2 separate regions of the Homo sapiens genome follow, and region 2 is linked to region 1. The links are chromatin loops, found by intact Hi-C in ENCODE. Cell type or tissue: heart left ventricle. All regions are shown on one strand.

What was found. A loop is a pair of places that touch in the nucleus more often than their neighbours do. Peaks named below come from ENCODE experiments on the same cell type or tissue, not always from the same donor. Only the 100,000 strongest peaks of a DNase experiment are listed, where the experiment ranks them.
Region 2: a loop joins it to region 1, with 13 times the contacts of the local background. A loop is called at or near these places in 27 of 110 quality-filtered maps.

What each region holds. Positions count from the first base shown.
Region 1 is chr5:108,337,440-108,345,439 of GRCh38, forward strand. The region is part of intron 4 of FBXL17 (F-box and leucine rich repeat protein 17); the gene reads right to left. Among named protein-coding and RNA genes, the nearest start is that of FBXL17, 41 kb to the right of the region's middle. In heart left ventricle, no CTCF peak of the experiment used is centred here; no DNase peak of the experiment used is centred here; H3K27ac peaks cover 364 bases.
Region 2 is chr5:108,145,223-108,153,222 of GRCh38, forward strand. The region is part of intron 6 of FBXL17 (F-box and leucine rich repeat protein 17); the gene reads right to left. Among named protein-coding and RNA genes, the nearest start is that of FBXL17, 230 kb to the right of the region's middle. RefSeq lists a silencer at 3,646-3,940. In heart left ventricle, a CTCF peak has its summit at 3,622; no DNase peak of the experiment used is centred here.

The DNA.
Region 1 (8,000 bases):
TAACGTGTATGCAAACGATCTCATTCTTATTCCAAGGAGTTACACTGGGAGACATTACCGAACTAAAACTCTCAAACCTACAACAAATTATCAATGGATTAGTAAGAACTAACTAAATACAGGAAGCTGACAGAATACAGGAAAGTAAAAAATGTGAGGTAATTCTCAAAGAGTATTTGCGAAAAATAATATTCAGCTGAGCTTGAAGGTAGTAATGAACACATTCTGGAAGAAAGAAGAAGAGTGATAAAAGGACAAGTACAAAAAGTAAAAAAAAAAAAAAGTAATAAGACAGAGACTAGTAACTGAAGAAATCTTTGAAATGAGCCACTACATATTTCTTAAATGATAAAAATAGTATTTTGGAAAGAGCACTCCTGGACTGTAGATATGACCAACAAAAGTCAACCTTTAGAAACATCTTAGTTTATGAGTGAATTCAGAGGAATATATACAATGTATCTTTAACCTTTCACACTTTTTTCCATTAAATTCTTCGCACAAAAAAGCTTAAAACAATGAAAAACTATAGAATGTATACTAGATCTGATGAAACTGCCTACAATTATATATGATAAACAGAGATTTATCAGTATATTAATAGAATGAGTATATGTGTATATATTAGTGTCCTGCAACAATTTAAAATGTATGAAATAGCAAGCTACAAAATTATCTTCAAATACTTAGAATAAATATTAACCTACTAAAAAGATATAGAAGTTTTATCATGTTCTCAGAGGAGTTACAATGAAAAGCTAGAACATGATGCAAATAATTTTATAACCTCTCGGCGTTCACTTGGACATTTAAACAGTAATGAATATAAATATATGCCTTCTTCTTTATATTCTCAAAGATATACAGTAAAAATGAAAATAAAAGAAAATCACCCAACTATAGTTCAGTAAGAAGGACTCGGATTTACAACCACTTTTCTTTGTATTACAGAGTCTCAATATATTTATTTATATGTTTTATTAAAGTGAATGATAACCATCTAGATTTTATGCTCCAATCAAAAATAGCCAATAAAGATCTGGTAACAGACACTACAAATTTTTTATCCCCAAACTCTCCTGAAGTAACTTGAGTACTTCTACCATCATACTTTAGAAACCAAAAATAATGAAATATGGCAGCCACTAAAGAAAAATACTATACTGATATAGTCTGCAACCTAGATGTGGCTACAACTAAGATGCAAGAGAAGAAGGGTTGGGAAAAAAAAGTATCGAAACAGTATGGACTTATCTGGCTTTTAAATTTCTTGGCTATTAAAATCTGGATGATATAGTCAACAACAACAACAACAAAAAGAATCCACCCCAAAACTCACATGATGAATACATCCTTCTACTGCCTGTCAGGTAACTTTATGTTCAAACCTTTGTAAATAATTTAAAGAAAGACAGCAAAAGAAGACAACCTACCTAATATGAGTAAGCAAAATCTGCAGCACTAATAGGAACAGTACTCAGCACACAGGTTTAGATAGGAACATCACCTGTATATCTTTGCCTGAAGACAGGGTTACCTGACAAAGGCCCAAGTGCCATAGGACATTTACAATAATGTATCTTTGTGATAATGACTACAATAAAATGATGGAAAAAGTGCATCCTATTACCCAGAAGCCAGATTCAACTACAGTTTGTAAACTATATTTAGAAAGGCAAATCTTTATTTAAAAAAGAAAGAAAGAAAAAAAGCTAATTCTCCAATTCTCCTTCCTTTAAGTTTAGTCACTGAAATAACTGGGAATAAGTCTTGGATATCCTAAAACCCTAGAACCTCATTACTGTGGATAAAAACATAAGCCAAAACTTCTTCCTAGATCCAAATAATACATTTCACTTGTTGACTGGCTAGAAAGGTAGTTCAGGAAAATATCCTCATAGATGACAGGCTTAATGTACTACTAGCATGCCACTGCCATCTAACCTTATAAAATTTCTATTTGCTAAGCCTAATGACTCAAGTCTTTATCTCAACCCACTATCTCCCGTTGCCAACACTTGAGCACAAAGCCCAAGACTGCACTTCCACACTTGTATCTTAGAGATAATTTGTTTTGCTTCAAATATCTGATTTTAACAGGTAGTCAAAAAAGAAAGCAAATAAAAATTAGATTTTTATTAAAAAAAAAAAAGGACTTAAACTACAGACTATGTATGTGGGGAAAAAAGCACTAGCCAAGGAATTACACTAAAAATAATCTACTAACCATAAATTTTAAATCCAAAAGAAGCATTCTAAAATTTGATCCAGAAAAAAATATATTTTTAAAGAATACTTAAATACTATTTGGAATTTCCTATTTTTAACCATAACAAATTCTGCATTATCCACACTGGGATATCCTTATCGGAGTTTTTAATACTAAGCTAGCTTCCTCCTGAGATCCCGTTTGCATTTGGCCATCTCCTATCATCAGCTGATGAATCCCCAGAGTTAGTGAACTAATTTTAATATTGCTAAACTAATATAATTAAGCAGGTAAATCTGCTGGGTAAAAAATAATGCATTCCAAAGAAAAATTGTCTGGATATCATCCAAGACACTGCCTGTCTTCCATACGACACTGGCACACAGGGAAAGAAAAAATACACATTCATTCTTTATTGCTTTCAATGCCTTCAAATGATAGAATATAATCCACTTATGTTCCTGCCAAGCTATGTGATTAAAAAAAAAAAAAACCTTAAGAGAAAGATACCAATAGACTAAAAAGAGAATAAGAGGATACGATCTAGCAAAGAATTTAGAATGAGTAAAAATGTATTTATTCTTCAGATTGAAATTATACTGTCAAAAAAACGTGTTTTAGGCCAGGCATGGTGGCTGATGCCTACAATCCCAGCAATTCGGGAGGCCAAGGCAGGAGAATCGCTTGAGCCCGGGAGTTCGAGACCAGCCTGGGCAATATAGTGAGACCCTGTCTCTACTTTAAAAAAAAAAAAAAAAAACTCGTTTTAAATTAAATTGGATCTTTCAAATACCACTTAAACAAAATAAAACCGATTTTATTAACAGTAAGAATGTACAAGTCAACATAATTCTGACAAGAATTACATTCTAGTTGATCAGAACTGCATGTTGTTAATGACAATTATGCCAAAAAATACCCCTTGAGTACATTAGTGACTTTGGCTGGATAAATTTGATACATAAAGAATGGCATCATTAATGTGCTAACTAGGTCAAAACAATTTACTTACTTTAAAAGTGAAAAAACATTTGACTCTTTAAGCTATTTTAAGCTTTTATTTAATAAAATATGTCACCAAAATATTTGAAGTGATACATTTTTTAAAGCATGCACAATGCAGTAGTAACCCATCTGTCCCTAACCCAACATTTATTGAATGTCTATTATATTCCAACACTAGGAGGGATGAATAAAAAGATGAGCACATATTCCTGGCCCTCAAAAGAGTTGACACTCCATCAGCAAGATACATCTCTAAAACATGATTTCAATTACCAGTAGAGAGTGATTTGACATGATATAGAAAAATTTGAAAATGTACATATCTTAGTACCATATTGTATATACTTCTCATATATGCCGTAGAGAACTCTTGAAGATGAGCACAAGAGATTTATACAATAATTTTATTGCAATACTGCCTCTGATAGTAAAACAGTAGAAGCAATGTAAGTGTCCTTCAATAGGAAATGAATAACCCAGAGATTTATACATATAATAGAATACTAACAATGAAAAAGAATGAATTATACCCATTATGGCTAGATCTCAAAAATAAAAGTAAACATGCAAATTGTAGACTCATATATACTTTGTGAGACCAGATATTTAACCATATGTCACTAGATATAAATTACATGTGACCACAAACTAAATAATACCACATCATGGGTATCCACATACATATTAAAATATTTTTTAAAGCATTTTAGATCATCATAGCAGTTGCTCTGGAAGGGAACAATGGGACAACAGTACGAATGTAAGACAACAGAGACTTGAAGTTTATTTGCTTTATTAATTCAAGCAGCAGCAGCAAATTTAATAAAATGTTAACAACTGTCAATTTATGGGTGACAGGCATACAGCTGTTATTACTCCTTTTTGTATTCTATATTTTTCTTAATTTCTCAAAATAGATAAATAAAACAAGAATTAAAATCTGATCACATTTCACACTTGCTAAAATCTCATGCTATAGTTCTTATTACCTAGAGACTTTCAAATTTCACAGCATGACACTGAAAAAAATTTAACAACCTGGTCCTTTCTTTCTTTTCCAGACCAAATATGAATACTTCCCTACTACCTAGCCTATCAACCTAGTGGCACTGTAACACTCACCACTTATTAAGCATTCCCCATATTTTTCTGATGTTTTATCTTTGTTAACGCTCTTTTCCATTAGTGCAATTACCTTACCCTAAAATATGTCTGCTTGCATATTCATCACATCACTACATGTAATTCAAAACTTAGTTCAAATGTCACTTACTATTTATAGGATTTTCAGATTCCTTTCTTATCCCTCACATAAGAATAACTATTTTTGCAATTGGTGTTTCTATAGCACTATCATGAGACCAGGATCTTCTCTCTTTGGCAGTATAACTCTTGTTTAATTCTTCGACACCTCTCACAGTGCCTGGCACATAGTAACTGTTCAAATGTTAATGGAACTGAATGAACATCTGAAACAAGTGTTAAGGAACAGAGTACAGAGTTATCAGTTCATGAATTCATTAAAATTGCCATTAAATCTTCTGGACAAAAATCAAATGGTACTAGCTTCTGAATCAAAATATCACAAAAATGTAAAACACTATGTCTGTAATACAGAGAAATTTTGTATAAAATACTGCAATTCTATTATTAATTATATTCATATTCAAATAGGATTAAGATTAACACTAAATACTAGCTTTCCTCTTTGATAATTTCAGGAATTTTCCTAGAAAAATTTTTAAATACACTTCTGCTGGTACTTGCAGCTTCTCCTGAAATCAATTATCATCCTAAAAAATGATTTTCTACTCATGCTAATAATTAACTTCTTCCTTTGATGTCTCACAGCACTGGTCCATAAGTGTTTTCAAGGGAGATAATGTCTTTTGGAAGTTGCTACTTGGTTCAAACGTGTGTGGATTAGCATTACAGGTAATGTATCCATGCAATCCAAAGGGCTAGAGAAGAGAAGTTTGGGAATCTTAACAGATCTGGGTTAGAATTTTGACTTTGACACCCACCTGTTGTTAACTTCTTTATGCCTCAATTACCTCACTGGTAAAATTGGATAAAAATAGCTACCTCATGTGGTAGTTATGAGGATTAATTATATAAAACAGCATAGTACCTGGTATATTAAAAATACTCAATAAAAGATAACTTGTATCAAACATTTTCTATTACCAGCAAATGATAGCAAAATCCTGAGATGTAGTTGCTATGGTCTAAAGGTTTGTGTACCCCCAAAACCCATATGTTGAAATCCTAACCTCCAAGATGATAGTATTAGGAAGTGGGATCTTTGGGGAGTGATTAAATCATGAGGGCAGAGCCCTAATATATGGGATTAGTACCTTTATAAAATAGAACACAGGGAGCTTGTTTGCCTTTCTACCATGTGAGGATACAGGGAGAAGGTGTCTATAAACTAGAAAGCAAGCCCTCACCAAACACCAAACCTGCCAGTGCCTTAATCTTGGACTTGTCAGCCTCCAGATCTGTGACAAACACATGTCTGTTGTTTGTAAGTTATCCAGTTTATAGTATTTTGGTACAGCAACCCAAGTGGACAAAGACAACAATAAGATGATGTTCAATATCTTTAGATCACCTCTTTAGAATGCCACATTCAAATATTACTGTTCACTGGAAACTACCATTCTGGGTTTAAGTAAATGCCCCATCCATTAAGAGGGGAAAGAACACTGAAGGCGAGTATATACTCTGGATGATTTGGGAGGCTCAAGTGAGTACTTAACCCTTTGTACAAAATCCCTCAAAAATGTAAATTATTTATGTCTGGTATTACAATTAAACTCACTTCACAAGGAGTATTTGAGAAATAAGACATCAAGATTATAGGAGGGGAACTAAGGGTGCGGACAACCAATCTCCTTAATATATTAACTCATATATAAACCCATTAATTTATTAACTCTATGGTGAACAGTAAGAGTCAGGAAATGGAAGCTTTCACATAATGCTGAATTAACTACTGCTATTTAAACTGTGACACAAATGTTTATCTTATATACTACTCTAGTTGATTATCAACATGGCTACCAATTTTTTCACCTAACTGCTACAACAGCCTCAAATCACAGCAAAGAGAAAAAAAAATTAAACTGTCAGTGGCTAACAGGTAAAAACAGACTAGGTGATATTAGACATTGATACAGCCCAATTCAAATTAGTAAACTGCAGAAAGCAAATAATAGGCTTCACTATCCTCTCCTGATAGGAGAGGAAAAAAACCTTTATTGAAGCTTTCTTGTGTTTTGTGGCAATGAAACTCATTTGGCGCTTTACCTCTTAATCTCATTTAGTCTGATCCTCAATAGAACATGTATGAAGTAGTATTGTATCCTTTCTGCAAGGAAGGAAAACAAAGTGCAAAAATTAAGATAACTAAAGCAAGTCACATGAGTAAGAAACAGCAGGATCAAGGTTTTAACTGAGTTCAGTGCAACTCAAAAATGGCGTTTGCCTCCATCTCCCCTTAAAATGCTTTCAGCCTAGGGGGTCGGGGGGGAAAGCCTGGAGAGGTGAATTTGATCCTACATCATTCATGTAAGCCTCCAAAGGATGAAATTTAAAACAAGATTGTTACAGCAGCAGTCAAAGGACTCTAAGAGAAGTCACAGAATTATAAAACTAGTAAAATATCAACTAAGAGACTGAAAAGTAAACAGTCACAATTAACTTTCAGGAAATCAACTTTCCATTTCCCTATAATCATTTCCCTATAACTTTCTGAAATCTATTCATAGTATTACTATTTTCTTGAGAATTGAGTAATCTATAATAGTTTACAGCCTAATTATTCAGAGTAGAAAATGTAAAAAATAGGCCAAACACACACATAACGCATACAGATCTACATCAAAAATACTCTGACATAGGGCATAGCACAGAAGCTATTTTTAGAATAACTCATAAAATTCCAGTAGTTTAAAACACTGGCCTATATAACAAATGGCAGGTAATCTATCCGACCTCATCGTTTTACAATGGAATAAAAAGCCACCCAAAGAGGTTCTCTGTCCAAAAAGTAGAGAAGCAGAATCTGGTACAGGGAAATTAAAGAAGCACAGGAAATATACTTAACTGAGGTTTCTAGATAATGACTATATGCTCAAACTAAATATGACTTAAAAATAGCTTTGTGGCATGCACTATACAAAAGTGATATAAAACCTATCACTAGAAGAAACAGACACATACAATATGCTAGACCCTCACTACAGCTATACTCCTCAAATCTATGTGTATAGTCGACACAAGAGTTTTACAGCAAATGCAAACTATACCTATGTAGGTACATGACACCTGTCTCACTCAAAAATAACTGAAACAGAACTCAAAGAATTCTCTTTTGGGAAAATTCTACATCTAAGGCCGGGCACGGTGGCTCACACCTGTAATCCCAGCACTTTGGGAGGCCGAGGTGGGCGGATCATGAGGTCAGGAGTTCGAGACCAGCCTGACCAACATGGTGAAACGCCATCTCTACTAAAAATACAAAAAAAAATTAGCTGGGCATGGTGGCTTGCACCTGTAATCCTAGCTACTCAGGAGGCTGAGGCAGGAGAATTGCTTGAACCTGGGAAGAGGAAGTTGCAGTGAGCTGAGATTGTGCCATTGCACTCCAGCCTGGGTTACAGAGCAAAACTCCATCTCAAAAAGAAAAAAAAAAGAAAAAAAAATTGTACATCTAAGTCCTCAGTTCTCTGCTTCACCATAACTCATTTATGGCAAATCATTGTCCTCACTTTCCACATGA
Region 2 (8,000 bases), 190 kb before region 1:
TTTCTACTTCTGTCATTACAAGTAAGGAAGTACTTGTAGGAAAAATACATCAGAAATAAAACAATGAACTTAATAAAAGTAAATGAGTAGAGATCACATGGTAACAAGCAGAACTGTATTCCCTGAACACAAGAGCATCACAGATTTCTTCTCTCTCAGAACTGCTAGAATCAGACAGAACTCTAAAGTTCATAAAATCCAACACCAGATAGGTAAAGACATCTTCCATTTTATCTCCCCACTAAACCAGCTTACTTAATAATTTCCCTCATTAAGCAATACTAACTAGCCAATTTCCTTCCTTCTCCCACTTACTTTCATTTACTAACGCAGAAATGTTAAGAAGTGTCTTACAATGTTTACTATGGGGAAGTCAGGGATATGAAACAGGTTACATTTTTAGTCCCAGTTCTACAAATAAAGAAAATGACTTATCAGATAGTGAGAATTATTCTAAACAACAGTGAGGTCAGTTTTGAAGAGTTATTTGAAATCAGAACTTTAAGTGGCTAGGTCAGTTCCCAAAGGACATTTTTAAAGGGCAGCAAAGGAACCATTTTTCTTACAAAATATAGCACTAAATTTTCGGTTGCCTAAACAATAATAATAATAATAATAATAATAATAATTCATTACAATGTAGAGATAATCAGTACCGACACTGAGAGAGAAATGCACAAGACGGCAGTGATCATAAGATATTAAGACTCATCAGGCCGGGTGCAGTGGCTCACGCCTTTAATCCCAGCACTTTGGGAGGCCGAGGCGGGCGGATCACGAGGTCAGGAGATCGAAACCATCCTGGCTAACACAGTGAAATCCTGTCTCTACTAAAAATCTCTACTAAAAATACAAAAAAATTAGCTGGGCGTGATAGCGGGCACCTGCAGTCCCAGCTACTCGGGAGGCTGATGCAGGAGAATGGCGTGAATCCGAGAGGCAGAGCTTGCAGTGAGCCGAGATGGCACCACTGCACTCCAGCCTGGGCGACATAGCAAGACTTCGTCTCAAAAAAAAAAAAAGACTCATCACCAAAACTGAACCAGGATCTTAGAATGTATATTAATTTTCACCACTTTGGTACAAAAAAAAAAAATGAAGCACAAATCCCCATATTCGAACGAGGATTAATTTGATTCATGGGCTCCATGGTAATTCTAGTGGTACTTTCTCTTTCACTATCACTATAGCAGGATATACTAACAGGGGTTTCACACTCCCAGCTCAGTTCTTGGAATGCCATATCCTCTTCCCCCAGTCAAAATGGCCACGAAAGTCTACCTCACAACCTCAGAGAAGTGATCCTGAGAAAATAAGAATCAAATCTTTCTTTGAGTTTTATAAACCCTACCCAGTCTTTTGAGTTATAACAAACAGGCTTTTAAGCATTAAGGACTAAAGCTATATAACTTATGCCATCACCCAAAGATCTAGAAGACTCCTGGAGAGTCAGTCATTTCTCACATGTCAAAAACTATCTAAACTATCTCCACACAGAGGAGGAGAGAAACATTCAGAGAAGCTGTATCCTGGGGGTGGGGACACTCAAATCACAGGCTAGGGACCCCCCAGACAGGTTTCAGCAAAAAGGGATCGTGAAACCTTATCTAGCACAGCCAGAAGAGCAGTGTCTTAGTCTGTTCCTGCTGTTATAGCAAAATACCTTAGACTGGGTAATTCAAAAGAAATAGAAACTTATTTCTCACAGTTCTGGAGGCTGAGAAGTCCAAGATCAAGGAACTAGCAGATTCAACATCTGATGAAGGTTCTCTCTCTGCTTCATAGAAGGTGCCTTGCTGTTGCATCCTCACATGGTGGAAGGGGACAGGGGCATTCACTTCAACTTCTTTTAAAAGGGCACTCTGCCCTCATCACTTTAATCACTTCCCAAAAGTCTCTACCTCTTAATACTATTACAGTGGTTATTCAACTTCAACTTGTGACTTTTGGCAGGACAACAACATTCAGAACATAGCAAGCAGCAAGAACTCAGAGTTTTCCCAACATCCAGCATAAACTCGAAGCAGAAAAAATAAAAGTTGAGGCAACAACGTCTTTCTCTGTCTCTCCTTTGCTATCTCCTCTCTCCCCACTCTTACAGTCAATGGAAACTACTGTGTTTAGATGAAATTGGCATAATACAATTTGGATGACCTTTCATCAAAAGTGTAAAACATGGGCCAGGCACGGTGGCTCATGCCTGTAGTCCCAGCACTTTGGGAGGCAGAGATGGTGAGAGGATTGCTTGAGGTCAGGAGTTCTAGACCAGCCTGGGCAACACAATGAGATCCTGTCTGAAATAAAAAAATAAAATGACGGATAGGTTACAAGATATTAAGTAGAATATATGTAGAGGGAAATAACACATATGTAATTGGAATTCCAGAAGAACACATCAGCATATGAGAAAGTAAAAATTTACAGAGATACTGGCTAAGAATGTTGACAAATGATGAACACCAATCCTCAAATTTAAGGAGCTCAATTAAAAGCATAATAAATAAAAATTAAACATCTCAATGTCTCATTACAAATCTGCATGATACCAAAGATAGAGAAGAGATATTAAAACCTGCCAGAAAATAAAGGCTGATCACCTATGAAAGAATGTTAATTAGATTTATAACAACCTCTTAATAGCAAGAAAGAGTACCAGGAAACAGTAAAATCGTATCCTCAATGAGCTGAAAAAAAAAACTCATAATGTAGAATTTAATATTCAGCCAAACTATCTTCCCAAACAATAAAAAACAATAATATAGGCAAAGGAAAAAAACTGAAAAAAGCCTCTCATTAAAGAAAATTCTAAAGAACACAATGGAGAAGGAAGGAAAATTATCTCAGATGGAAGGACAGAGATGCAAGCAAAAACACTTGTATATATACGGGTAGCTGTAAACATCGATTGTATAAAACAATTATTTCTGATAGGGAAGGGAGAAAAGAAGTAAGTCTGACAAAAGAGTACATATTGATTACCTATATATTTTGTTAAATGTGTATATTAAAATAGTGAGTGTAATCATTAAAATATCAGATAATAAGAGTACATAACTGCTAAACAAAGAAAAAAATAAGTGCCAGGGAATCCTGATATTCCACTGACACTTTCCACTGAGATGATCCAAATAAGGCTAGTGCTCCACTTTAACCAATCAAATATTTCTTTTGCCTTGCTTCTGCATTTGCCTTGTAAAAATCTTCCCCTCGTGTCCCTTTAGCGGAGCCCCAAACCATCTATGGTCTGGAGCTGCCTGGTTCATGAATCACTGTCTGTCCAAATAAACCCTCTAAGTTTTTAATGTGCCTCAGTTTATCTTTTATCAAACAAAAGAAGCAAGTCATAGAGGAATACACACAGTATGATTACATCTATATAAAGAAACAAAAATAGGCAAAACGTAATTATATAGAATTACACAGGTGACAAAATCTATGCTAAAATGTGCCAACCTAAGAGTATAGTGAGGAAGACTCTGAAAAATTGAATATCCACATCCAAAGATTACAGATTAATATCTCAGGGTGGTCTCACAGGACACATCAGGCCAAGTGATTTCATCCTCTACAGTAGCATATGTAATTCTGATGGCTGCCACTAAGTGGCAGTTCATGCTACAGGTTCTGGAAAAAACAAAGAATGCTGAACTATATAAAAGTATGTCACAACAATATCACTAATACTATCATGTTTATAATCTCTTAAATGTTAACTACATGTCAGTCCTGTGTTATGTAAAACATTATGAGTCCTCATGACTCAAGCAAAACAGAGGCCCCTTGCTTTGCTAACAATAAATGCAAGACAAGTTATTTTGTCAAGGTTACAAAGCACATGGCAAATGACAGGTTCTAATTATATGACTCCAAAGCCTGTTCTCTTTCCACCACTGTTTTGTGAAATGTACACAGTGTCTCTTGTAGGATGACAATGATTTATAGACATATATGTTATAATTCAACAATATAAATTCCTTGAGGGTGGGCTCTATATCAGATTTATCTTTCTTGTATCCTTCAAAGTAAACATTCAATTTTTAAAAAGCCTTAATTATGTAAGGAGAAAAATCTTTTAATTTTTTATTTAATTTTCAAAACTACAATTTATCATTACATACATTTAGAGAAATTATCTGTCATTTGAAGAATATCTTAGCTACAAATTCTTTCCTTCAAAGATAGTTTCTGACTGCTCAGTTTCTCATTACTCTCATTTCTCATTATCCCCTAAGTAGATCTCACATTTAAGCTTCCTCAGTCTCACTTTGAAGTGTGTTACACATGTGTTAAGCATGAGAGAGCTAGGCTCTAGTCTTGGCTTCTTTTATTTTAACTACCCTTGACACATGAGTCTCTTTGGACAGTCTGTACAGTGGCTTCAGTTGGGCATTATGAAGCCTCTTCTGCTATCTTAACCACCTTACATTACATACCAATCTTGGTACTCTTAGTAAGTCATATTCAGTTCTTCTCATTATTAAGTTAATTATCCATTAATTTACTGTGAACGGAAAAAAATAGCCCTAACTTTAAGATAGTCCATGTTCTCTCTCTGTGTTTTCTTACATCCCATATGGCTTATGTTTTTAAAATATTCCTTTTTACCTTGATTATTTTTCTGCTCCTAAATCCAATGCATAAGAGAGCAAAAGCTGACAGCAGAGAATTCTTGAGAGACTTCTGTTTCTAGGCCCCTTAACTTTCCACCTTATATGTGGTTAAAAACCTAATGTTTGTTAGAAAATTTTCAAACATACTAAAAAAAGAAAGAGTAGAATGTACACCCATGAATGTTTCACTCAGATTTATCAATTGCTAACATTTCACCACATTTGCTTCATTGCTCTCTCTCATCATACATTTTTCTTTGCAAAACCATTTGAAAGTAAATTTCAAACATCATAACATGTTACCCCTAAGTATTCAGCATGCATCTCCTAAGTACTAGGACAGTCTCCTATTAAATCACATTATCATTATCATACCCAAGAAATTTAACTTTGATACAATCTTTTTTTTTCTCAGATACAGTCTATCTCTACTTGTCCCAATCATACTGCAGCTTCAATCTCTCAGGTCCAAGTGATCCTCCCACCTCAGCCACCCCAGTAGCTAGGACCACAGGCACATGCCACCACACTTGGCTAACTTTTTTACTTTTTGCAGAGATAGGGTCTCCCTACGGTGCCCAGGCTGATCTCAAACTCCTGAGCTCAAGTAATCCTCTGGCTTCCACCTCCCAAAGTGCTGGGATTATAGGCATGAGCCACCATGCCTGGCCCCCAATCATGTTCTTAACAGATTTCTTTCAATCCAAGATGCAACAAGGGATCATGCAATGCATTTAATTGTCATTCTCCTTTAATTTTTGCTCTTGTGTTTCATCACAATGACAATTTTGAAGAATCTGTATCAGTTGTCTTGTGGGACATCCATAATCTTGATTTGTCTGATTGCTTCCTTGTGATTAAATTCAGATTAAACATTTTTTGGCAAGAATACTGTAAGAGGTGCTGTACTTCCCACAGGATCACAGGATCACATATGAAGGCACATAATAACGATTTTCCGCATTATTGGTGGTGATATCTGATCAACTGATTAAGCTGCTATCTGCTGGATTTCTCTATTGTAAAGGTACCTTTGCCCTACATAATTAATAATTAGTGAGCTAATATTTTGAGACTACAAAATTATCTTTTCCACAGCTTTCCACACGGTCATTTTATCAAGATGAATCTGACAACCTTAGTTTTGTGTGGGTCTCTTATTCCTTTTGGTTGTTACATTAACCAGTCTGTCCTTCTCAGAATGCTTACTTAAGTAATGGAACCATAGGTTCTTTCGTGAGGCCTATAGTTTTAGCATAACAGTCTGCTGAAGTACTCAGTATAAAGAGTCTCTTTTTTTCCCTAAATCTTTAGAACTTTATCTGAATTAGAGCTTCAAATACAGTATTTTCCAAAATACTTGCTTCACGGCTCCTATATAGGACAAACTCTGATATATCTGCTTGCCTTACATTCCATAAAAAGAAAGAAAGAAAAAAGTCATCCAAATACAAGCAGAACTAAACTAAACCCATCACATTTGAGCCTATCAGACTCATTGGTTAATAAGAAAATTCTCTTTGCTTCACAAAATTACAGGACAATCTGTCAATCAAACTCCTAACTTGTCCCAAAAAAGAGTTTTACAAGGTTGTCTGTCACATCTCCAGTGTTCTGTATTTGCTGTGGATCTTACTTTATCAGCTCTAATGAAGCAAACTACACAGAAAGGTGAGATAAGGTTTCTATCAAAATCTTAATTCCCAAATCGGAAGTCAAGAGGGCAATTCAAGGCAGAGCACAGCCATCTGTAGACACCCAAAAGAAACTTTACTAAAGCAGATACTTACAATAGTGGAACTTTTTGAGAAAGTACTGACCTAGGCTCAAATGTTACCCATAAAAATCAAAACTAATCTTTCTATTACGCAAAATGGAAAGGCAATTTACATAAGGACACCTATGTTTCCATTTACATTTTTACCTCTGCGAAAAACCTGGCAGACATTCAAAGGAAGTGATCTAGGGATGATCGACACGCATTAATGGTTCTAATAATGAACACAATATGCTCCAATGACATTCTTTATTCTTAAGAACTTTGATATCAAAGGCAACAAGAATGCTTGAGTTAAATGATTCCTTCTTCCACAGGAAAGCCTAAATGGTCAGCAGAAATCACAGCAAGTAAGAAATTGTGGTCTCAACCTTCCCATTGTGGTCAGTTTCTTCATTTATAAAAGAAAGAACTCAATGGGTCCTCAAGATTTTGAATCGCTGGTGAACCTGAATACATAGGTGACTTAGACATAAAAACATTAAGTAGATACTAAAATGAAACAACTCCATGCACTCTCTCAAAAGATTTAACCAGAAGCACAAAATTTAAGGGGGTACCAAAACACTGAAAAGTCAAGATAATAATTTAGTACAATATTTTTTAAGATAAACATTAATGCAATATGATGGACAAAATATCAACATTTTAAATTAACGCTGCTGTTGTTTGATAATCCTCCACTATTATGCAATGAGAATGGTCATTTCTACTTAACTGGTGGAGTCCCCCACTTGGAAGGACACAATGGTGTCCAACAGGTCGGGCATTGTGGATCTTTCTATATAGTCAATTTTTTTTATTGTAGAGCTTTTATTAACTTTTTTCATTTGGTACAAAATATGAGGGGATATACTGATAAGTGCATATACAGGCATACTTTCTTCTATATTTTTGCCTCGGGCTCTAGTATGATTCAGCAGGATACTGGATTTAAGGATTCAGTCTGTCAGCTGATACAGCATGAAGATACTTAAAACTAAATGCCTCTACTACAGGATCTTTCAGTCTCATAAAAATGAAGAGTCAGTTTTACAAAAAGTAAAGTGAAATACAAAGTACCATAGAGAGAAAAAAATATCCTGGAATTCAGGGAGCATCATGTATCCTTCTGTTGAGAGGCATGAAAATTAGAAAAGGACCCCTGGAAGTGATACAGGATTACCATATTTAGTAAATAAAAATGCAAACATTGCATGAGATATACTAAAAAGTATTTCTTGTTTATGTAAAATTCAGATTTAACTGGGCATCTTATATGGTTTGGCTGTGTCACCACCCAAATCTAGAATTGTAGCTCCCATAATTCCCATGTGTCGTGGGAGGAACCTGGTGGGAGGTAACTGAATCATGAGGGCAAGTCTTTCCCATGCTGTTCTCATGACAGTGAGTAAGTCTCATGAGATGTGATGGTTTTATAAGGGGGAGTTACCCTGCACATGCTCTCTCTCTCTTTCCTGCTGCCATGTAAGGTGTGACTTTGCTCCTCCTTTGCCTTTCACCATGATTGTGAGGCCTCCCCAGCCATGTGGAACTGTGAGTCAGTTAAGCCTCTTTCTTCATAAATTACCCAGTCTTGGGTATGTCTTTATTAGCAGTGTGAGAACACACTA